Linked DNA regions of Homo sapiens: all the other regions are linked to region 1. The links are chromatin contacts, found by Hi-C in ENCODE. All regions are on one chromosome and are shown on one strand. Each heading gives the region's core, a stretch centred on a gene start or an enhancer-like site at or near the end of the contact. The rest is flanking DNA. Distances are from core to core; before and after follow the strand shown.

Region 1 (2,798 bases), core at 8-2,507:
TCTGTAATCCCAGCTACTTGGGAGGCTGAGTCAGGAGAATCACTTGAACCCGGGAGGCAGAGGTTCCAGTAAGCCGAGATCGTGCCATTGCACTCCAGCCTTGGCGACAAGAGTGAGACTCTGTCTCAAAAACAAACAAACAAACTACAACAACAACAAAATATATAGCGTATATAGAGTATACTATATAGCATACATAGAGCATATACACCATATAGCATAGTGTATACATAGCATGTATATAGTATATATACCATACTATATAGTGCATATATACTATATAGTATATATATACAATTATAAGTTTATGAACACACAAGTGGTCTGTCACATGTTTGTTTGTTTTTAACAATTATAAAGGAATTCAGGTCTCCCACTATGGATAGGAGAATACCGAAAAGATATATATTTGGCTTGCAACTACCTCCAGATTTAAGTGAAAAATCCAGCAACTACCTGCATAACCCAGGTTTTACGTAATTTATATTAGACATCCTATTAACAGAAGCAAACGTGTTAATTCTGAAAAGATCAGATAATTTTCTCAATCTCCCATCAAAACAGTCCCAGAGTTGGGGATAAAAAACGATTTTGGCTTTACAAATACCCACAGTATTTTCACAGAAAGAAAATAGAGAAATAAATTTATCAATAGATTCAATTTTGGAGTTAGAGGTTTACAACAGAATATCAGTCACATTGCTGCTCCCAGGATATTTAAAACTAGCTCACCAAAAAAAAAAAAAAAAAAAAAAGAATAGCAAACCAAAAAAATTAAATTAAAATGTTAGTGAAACGGAAGAGAAGGGAGCGAAGGGTCCAGTTTGTCGCAGCAAGTGTTACTTTTCTCCCCTTGATGAAGAGAAAGCTGGTGAGAACAGTAAAAAGACACAGGATAGAGATCACGGCAAGAGAAATATGATATCCAGCACGTATCCAAAACTTACCCAACTTGGTCTGTTTACTCAACACTTTATTTTTCCCACTTTGCCAGCTTAAAATCAGACAGCGGCTGGGCTTTTGTTGTTGCTGTTTCTGTTCTTTTGATCCCAGAGCCCCATGAAAATTAAACCGTGTGTTGGATGGGATCTGGCCACGTCTCGCATTGGGTGGGGGGAGGAATTTTTAAACTTGGGTCCCTAGTCGCTTCTTTGGGAAAACGAATAAATAATAAGTGGCGAGAAGGAGAGGACGTGGGGGACGTGCTCGGCTGACGTCGGCCCGCGAGGAGGCCGCACAGCTGTCCAGATGTGCTTCATCTGTTCCCCCCGCGGGGCACGGGCCTCGGCGGCCGCGGCTGGCACAAGCCCCAGCTCATTGGTGGCCGCAGCTCTTCACTTGCTGCCGATTGGCCGGGCGGCCCGCCACTCCGGAGGGCCTCGGGCCCGCCCCTCTCTCAGGCCCGCTGGCTGCATCCTAAGGGAATGTGGAAGTGCAGCGCCGTCGCTGATGTGGCACTCGGCGGCTGCGCGGCCGGGACGGCTCGGGGCAGAGAGGGAGGTTGCCTACTCCCAGGTCTTGCCCCTGCCCCGGCCCTGTTATGCCCCTCCTTTTAGACAGACCGCTTTGTTTAAACAGGATGATTTGTAGCCGTTTGGAGGCTGAAAATAAGGCGGATGATTTGTAGCCGTTTGGGGGCTGAAAATAAGACGCGCCTGGTGCTTGGAGTGGAAGAGGCTGGGGCTCCGGGCTGCCCACGCCCCCAAAGGGCGTTCAGGCCACGCCTTGGGATTCCTCTCTCTTCACTTTCTCCAGGGAGCAAATAATAGGGCCCAAGAGCCTGCTCCCTGGGGACGGTATTCTTTCTTTCGGTGGAGGGAAAACCTTAATGAACCCTTCGTTGAAGTCCTTATTAACCAGAATTGAAGTTGTTCCTGCGGAGATGACCAGGACTGGGTATGAGAGTGGTTTGGCAGACCTGCTTGGTTTTTTGTATTGAGTGATGGTCGTTGTAGGGAACCGAGAAATACTGCTTTGTTGTGTGAGAATTGAGAAAGGACTGCGCCAAACGTTGCTTTGAACTTGGGAAAGCAGTTGGAGGGTTAACCAGTTTTTTGATTAGTGAGTTAGAAGGAGAGGAGGAAAGAAGAGATCTGCAAATCAATTGCCATTATAATTTGTGCATATTGACAGAACCGTTCCCTCATTGAAATATTAAGTGGGCAAGAGCCACACTCACTGGGCTGCACGCCAGGGAAGGCACCAGACCCCGCATTAAACAGTTTTTACCTGCATTATCACATTTAATTCTTACAACTACCTTATAAAATAGATATTAAAATAATCTCCAAGACCCAGCACCTATCCCAGCCTACCACAGATGTCTCCAAACATATGTTTGCAGCACTCCATCATAGATACATAAACTCATCTGCAATTTGCCATCCCTGCAGGGGTCAGAATTTATTATGAGTGTCCAAAGCTTTCACTACAATGATAATGTCTTGTTTGTTGGTGTATTTGTCATCTATTGCTGCGCAACAGATTCCCACAAACTTAGTGCTTTGTACAACACATGTATATCACTGCACAGTTTCTGAAGGTTGGAAGTCCAGGCATGGCCAAACTAGATCCTCTGCTTATGCTCTCACAAGGGTGCAATCAAGGTGTCAGCCGGGCTGCATTGTCATCTGCAGGCTCTACTGGAGAAGAATCATTTCCAAGCTTTCTCAGGTCATTGACAGAATTCATTTCTTTGCAGCTCTAGGACTGACTCCCCAGTTTCTTTCTAGATGTGAGCTAGAGGCTGCCCTTAGCTCCGAAAGACTGCTCTTAGGCTCCCAATGGCCATCCACGGT
Region 2 (2,798 bases), core at 99-2,598, 450 kb after region 1:
ACAGATATGGCTTCAGGGTGGGCTCTGACTGAGATGGAGTGAGCTCCGTGTCACAGCTTGCCTCGGTTAGCCACAGCTGCAGGGAAGAGCTGGCTCTACTCTTCCTCCTCTTTCCCCAACTCACCCCAAGCAAATGCTTCAAGCAGCTGCCATACTTGAGGGCTGGCAGTGCCGAAGGCTCTGAAGGTCTGGAAAGGGGAGAAATGAGGGGCCTCTGGGACTAAAGCATAACCAAATTAAGGGATAAACAAGTGAGTTAACTTTAAGTCTATTGCTAGTTTTCCTAGTAAAATAAAGACAGTGGAAGGATTTGGTCTGGACCTATCTGTCCCCTTCCCTGAGGGCTGTTCAGCAGAGCTTGGGACCTGGTCATTTGTGGGGCAAACAGGGCCAGAATGCAGGAAGACAATGCAAGCACAAGTGGACTTGGATTGTGGCTGTTTGGCCCCTATATGCCAGCTTGCCTGGGACAGTCCCTTACTACTAATTTAAACCCTTTCACTTTCACAAGCTATGGCCCAGTGTTTCTTAGGAGGGTATATTTACACTATAGGAGGGACAATTCGTTCTTTCATGAGTCTGCTCAACTCACCATAGAAAATTTGCCTACTAAGTGCCAGAAGCTACCTCCATCCTATCATTTTTCGCCCACCCTGTCATTTTGACAACCAAAAATGCCTTCCTTTTTTTTTTCAAATGCCTTCTGGGGAGAGCAGTGAGGCCCAGACGCACAGCCACTGAATGCCCTGTCAGTTAAAAGAGGAAGCAGAGGCTAAGAGAGGTGAAATGATTTGATTGAGGCTATAGCTAGACAGTGGCAGGGGCATTGTTTCTTGACTTCACATACAGTGAGGCTTCCAGAAGGACAAAACTCTACTGTCTCTTGACAGACACCTGCAGTTGAATCACTGTTTGCGGAGGCATAAACTGCAGGGAAAGAATTTACATGTGGTAATACCAGTGTTTTATTTGTGGCCACTTAATCATTCGCAGTCAGTAGCTTTATGACCCTCGCTGGTTTCAGAGGTTATGAATAATAATGGTATTCTTTAAGGAGGACATGATACTTTAGTTTTTTTAAACACATAGAATTTGGAGTTAAGTCATAAAAGCTTTCCAGAAAGGAAGAGGAGAGTTGTCATTAATTTTTAAATGCATGAAGCTTAAAGAGGGATTTACAATAATAGCATCAATAAATATGCTTTGGAAGCACCTTTTCTTCAAGGAATTCAAAACCTTTTTTTCTTCTAAAAATGTTTAAAGATATATTGTTCTCAAAAGAAGAAAATAACAACACTTCCCTCCGATAGTTTTTACTAGTTTCACTTCCTTAAAAGCATTTAATCCTGAAAATAACCCTAGAAAGGTAGGCAGAGAAAGTATTATACCCATTTTACCAACAAGGAAATTTAGGTTAGAAAACTTCAATGGCTAAACATTTAGCAGTTTTGGACCTTCAAAACCTGAGGACAATACCCTTTACATTTTATCTTGAAAACTCAAGTCGGGAGCACTGTTGATAGTCAATTATTATATTTACTTAAATAACAGCCTCTTTCTCCATGATTTAGGAGGAAATATTTTTTCCCTCTACCTAATTACTCATGGTCATTTGTTCTGCCTACCAACAGTAGTCCTGAACCATGGAAAATAGGAAAACTGGGTTACTTGGCCACTCACCACTCACTGAGCACTTACTATCTATTAGGCCCTGGCTGAGGTATTGAAGATACAAAGGCTAATCAGACCTGGCCTTATCAGGTTTGAAGGGTTCAAAACCATCTTGAGAGCATTTTGAGTATTTTTCTCACTTCTGTCAGCGCTGACTTATTTCTATTACCTGGAGCTGAGATGGCCAAGTGGTTGGTTGTGATTTTGCCCAGGCCAGGTCATTCCCTGTAATGACAACAGGACCCCTCTTTTGCTAACCTCTCTCCTCACAAAAACATCAACAACAACCAATTGTAACAACAATCCCAAATCCTGGGGGGAGTTGGGGAATTCTAGATTTATAATCTCTGTATATACAACAAGCTCTAGAGATAAAACTATGATCTACCAGTTAGGCTACTACTAGTAAACTTAAAAAAAAAAAAAGGTTGTTTACTTTCAGTGACAACTTTGAGAAATAGGTGAACAACCTGATACTTTTAACTACATTGCCAAATATAAAAATAATTCTGCAAATTCTGAATTTCCCTTTTTAAGACATGTCTGAGGCATAAGGAGGAGTGGACTATCTAGAATTAGGAATTTTCACAACTCTAAAGAAGTTACTGGATCCAAACGCTGGAATATCCTGGCCCTGATCAGTTTCAAGTATTCAGGATTAGATTCATAGAGTTATCAGTGCCCTGGGAAATTTGATGAGCCTGTTATTGAGAATACAGCTATTTAGCTGTGAAGCCTTGGGGGAAAACCAAGCAGTCATCATGTTACAATTCCTCACTATTCTCTTGCCTCTCCATACCCTTTCCTTAAAAAATAAACAAACAAAGCAAGCATGTGGCAAACATGTTTCCATTTTTCCACCAAGAATGCAGATGTGACAGCTTCTTCCCCTTCCCTTCTCTCATCCACCCCAGCTCCGCCTCCTCCCCCTTCCCCAGTGACCTCATCCCTGCGCAGAAAGGACACCAGCTGCAGGGAGGGTCAGACTCCACCAAGTGGGATCATTATCATCATTAGGAATGCCAAGAAGCCCAGAAGGCCTTGCTGACATGTGCAATGTGTTACAGCTTTCTGTGGTTTCCCCACATTCACAGCAAAGCTGCCGTCTGGAAATGTAAAGGCTTTGC
Region 3 (2,798 bases), core at 215-2,714, 390 kb after region 1:
CAACAGTAAGAAGCATGGGCTTCTAAAAAGGAAACTGATCTTCTGAAATGTCTCCTGGGATTGCATCAGCTTGACCTAGCAGTTGTTTTTCATTTCTACTTTCCAGACCACCTTTGTGTAAGAATTAATGACCTTCCCTCAGCCTATTAACTCAGAATGTCATTAATCTCTAGGAAATACCTTATCAATTCTGCTTAAAGGGTATATGAGAAGTGCTATGTTTTCGGTTAATCTTATAGCCCTTTAACCACCCTGTTCAATGATTACTGAACCTTCCTGGAAGTCCCTTTTGCCCCAGAATTAGTTAACATTTTAATAGCAGTCTTACTTGTAAGCTATGAAATTGTTAGATACGAATTGCAGTTGATTCAAAAGAAATGCCTTCCAGGGAGCCAAACTGAGTTGTGAGAAATATGTGTCTAAAAAGATATTACTAGTCCAAATTCCTATTGCTCATGTCTTTCCTGAGTACTTAACAAACTAAATATTGCCACTCCCAAATCAGTATTAATGGTCAGCTTCAATTATATGTTATTTCAACTTTAAGCTCTGGTAGGAGAATACATTATCTACTAAATCAGCCTTGTCAACAGGCCAGAAAAATCTTTACAGGCATAAATGTTTGTATGCTGTTAGAGGAAAGTATATGAGACTTAAACAATGCTTACTTGTGAACACCCTTTCCAAGACTAGGCTAAGAGAACAATAGCTACACCTAAGTATAGTAAAAGAAACAATCTGTAAATGAAGATTCTTATATACATAAATCATGTCATGAGCAGAAAGTTAAATAAAGGCAGATACTTTTACAGAAAGATTAGAGTTAATGCATAGGTGAGGTTTTGGCTGTTACAGACAGAAGAAACTATAGAGGTAGAAAAACATGGAAGTGAAGAAACAAGGATGGCAATAGCTAGATATTGAGCTAGCTAAGCTGTAAATGGTGATTCTCAGCCAGTTTTGGGGGTAAGGGAAAATAACAGGGGTGACTCTTTTCATCCCTGTTTTTTCTGAGTTTCTCTTGATGAAAGTTTTTCTTGATGAAAGCTAACAAGCTGAGAACATCAGTGCAAATCACCAAAGCAATCGGGTCAAATTCACTGCTACTACTCCTGCAAAACAGGAAAAGGCCCTCAAGCTTAACTTTTAGATTCCTGGGCATGCAAAGCAGGCCTTGGTCAGCCAGATCTGTACTCGGTTCTTCTCTGCCTTGGTCACTGTCCTCTGGGTCTTGGGAACACAGGCCTATGTTCCAAGCCATTGTTCTTTAAACAAAGTTGTGAACTGCTAACAGTTTTATTTAAAAGTTTATAAAATGGTAACCACATTGCTACATCTTTCTGGAGTATCTCAAACAAAGTGTGGGTCACATTTCTTGTGTAAAAAAAAGTGTAGCTCAGAGTTATTGAATAAACAAAGACAACTGATGTAGTTAACGGGCTTTGTGTGACCACAGCTATGTCATCTTGGTCTTGATTCCAGTTTCAGGCAGAGGTCAGGGTGAGCCATCCCACAAAGGGGCCTCCTACCAGTCAGTCCATCTAGATGCTTTGCCTGAGCAAGCTTCTTTGCAGTCCCTACCCTGTAACTTGGCATGACTGGCAATGGGGGTGGGGGTGAGAGAGGGCCACTCTCATTGTAACCTGTGCTCTCCAATCCAAACACACACAGAGAGCAGTTGGCTTCATTTCAGAGAAATGAAAAGTCACCTCTCCTCAGTGGATGGCTAGAAGCCCCAATTTGGTGACATGGCCTCTGGGCCTTTAAGCAAATAAGGTAAGAGGACGCTTCTACTAACTGAAAACCTCTGAGTTAATGCGCCTGATTAAACAAGCTGTCAGGAACCTTGGCAGACCCGTGCTCATGATTCTTATTAATAAGGTTGATATTTACATAAATATCAGCTGTTCATTGATAATGCTGCCAACACACAGGGCATAGACTCTTTTCTTTAGGATAACACAGACAGATTTATCTTAATGCAACAATTTGTTATTTGAACAAACATGTTTATTGCAAGGCCAGTGAAGTGAAACCCAAAGGTTTTCTTGTTTGAATTTCCCAGGGGGCAGTTTGTAATAGCTGCTGGAAGAGACCATTCCATGGCTTCTAATACAGTGCAATGCTGGCAACCAATATTCTCTCCTCCATCTCAACTTTGGCTCTTAACTGCCCACACCTCCTTTTTGCTCAACATGAAGAATGGTTGTTGTTACCTGCCCAATCCGTGCTTCCAACTTGCCTAGAAAAAACCTGATTCAAGTTTTGAGGAATAAACTCCTAAAGACTCTAGATCTTCAGTTACACAAAGGAGCTCACACCTAGAGTGGATTTTGCAAATATTAAAACAGTTATCCCAACACTAGTTTGCTTTCATGCCAGTACTTGTGTGGCAGCCCCCAGTGGGGCCATAATAACCTTCAGAATGGAGCAGCTTTGCCCAACCTCCTGCTGTGCTCAAGACTTCGGGTTCTGCATGTGTGTTTCTGGCTGACTCTTGCTGTCTCATAGCTCTTGCTGCCACTGTGAGCTGCTGCCTTCTCCATGGTCTGAGTGGGCTTCTTTCAAAAAGCTGCTTGGTCTGCTTATGTGGGGAGACTTCAAATCACCAGTTTCCTATTAAAGACTCCTGGCCTACAATCACAGGGTGAACAGGAATATACAAAAGTCAGGGAAGGTATTTCACAAAGACTAGATCTGTGTACCCACAGTCGGTCTGCTTCATTTTTACAGCACTTAGTCTCCCAAGCCTCAACCTCACACTTTTTTCCTCCACTGGCACCTGTAGTGCCATAAGC

The links. A loop is a pair of places that touch in the nucleus more often than their neighbours do. Pooled maps may share reads with other maps.
Region 2: a pooled map shows a loop between it and region 1 (4-fold over the local background). The contact joins the enhancer-like site here to the promoter of TMEM45A in region 1. A Hi-C loop is called at or near these places in 3 of 37 single-sample maps with no recorded cell type and 4 of 50 pooled maps.
Region 3: a pooled map shows a loop between it and region 1 (3-fold over the local background). The contact joins the enhancer-like site here to the promoter of TMEM45A in region 1. A Hi-C loop is called at or near these places in 2 of 37 single-sample maps with no recorded cell type and 3 of 50 pooled maps.

Annotation. Positions count from the first base shown.
Region 1 is chr3:100,491,078-100,493,875 of GRCh38, reverse strand. It overlaps TMEM45A (transmembrane protein 45A), which reads right to left and starts at 1,257. Exons shown (of 6, transcript NM_018004.3): 1 at 948-1,257. RefSeq lists a silencer at 1,240-1,539.
Region 2 is chr3:100,045,726-100,048,523 of GRCh38, reverse strand. The region is part of intron 1 of CMSS1 (cms1 ribosomal small subunit homolog); the gene reads right to left. The region is part of intron 1 of FILIP1L (filamin A interacting protein 1 like); the gene reads left to right. Among named protein-coding and RNA genes, the nearest start is that of FILIP1L, 67 kb to the left of the region's middle. RefSeq lists an enhancer at 676-765. Within about 2 kb of position 1,348, at least 14 of the 41 ENCODE cell types and tissues checked have a DNase peak (open chromatin) inside an H3K27ac peak, as active enhancers do.
Region 3 is chr3:100,102,982-100,105,779 of GRCh38, reverse strand. All of the region lies in intron 1 of CMSS1 (cms1 ribosomal small subunit homolog), which reads right to left. All of the region lies in intron 1 of FILIP1L (filamin A interacting protein 1 like), which reads left to right. Among named protein-coding and RNA genes, the nearest start is that of FILIP1L, 10 kb to the left of the region's middle. Within about 2 kb of position 1,464, at least 8 of the 41 ENCODE cell types and tissues checked have a DNase peak (open chromatin) inside an H3K27ac peak, as active enhancers do.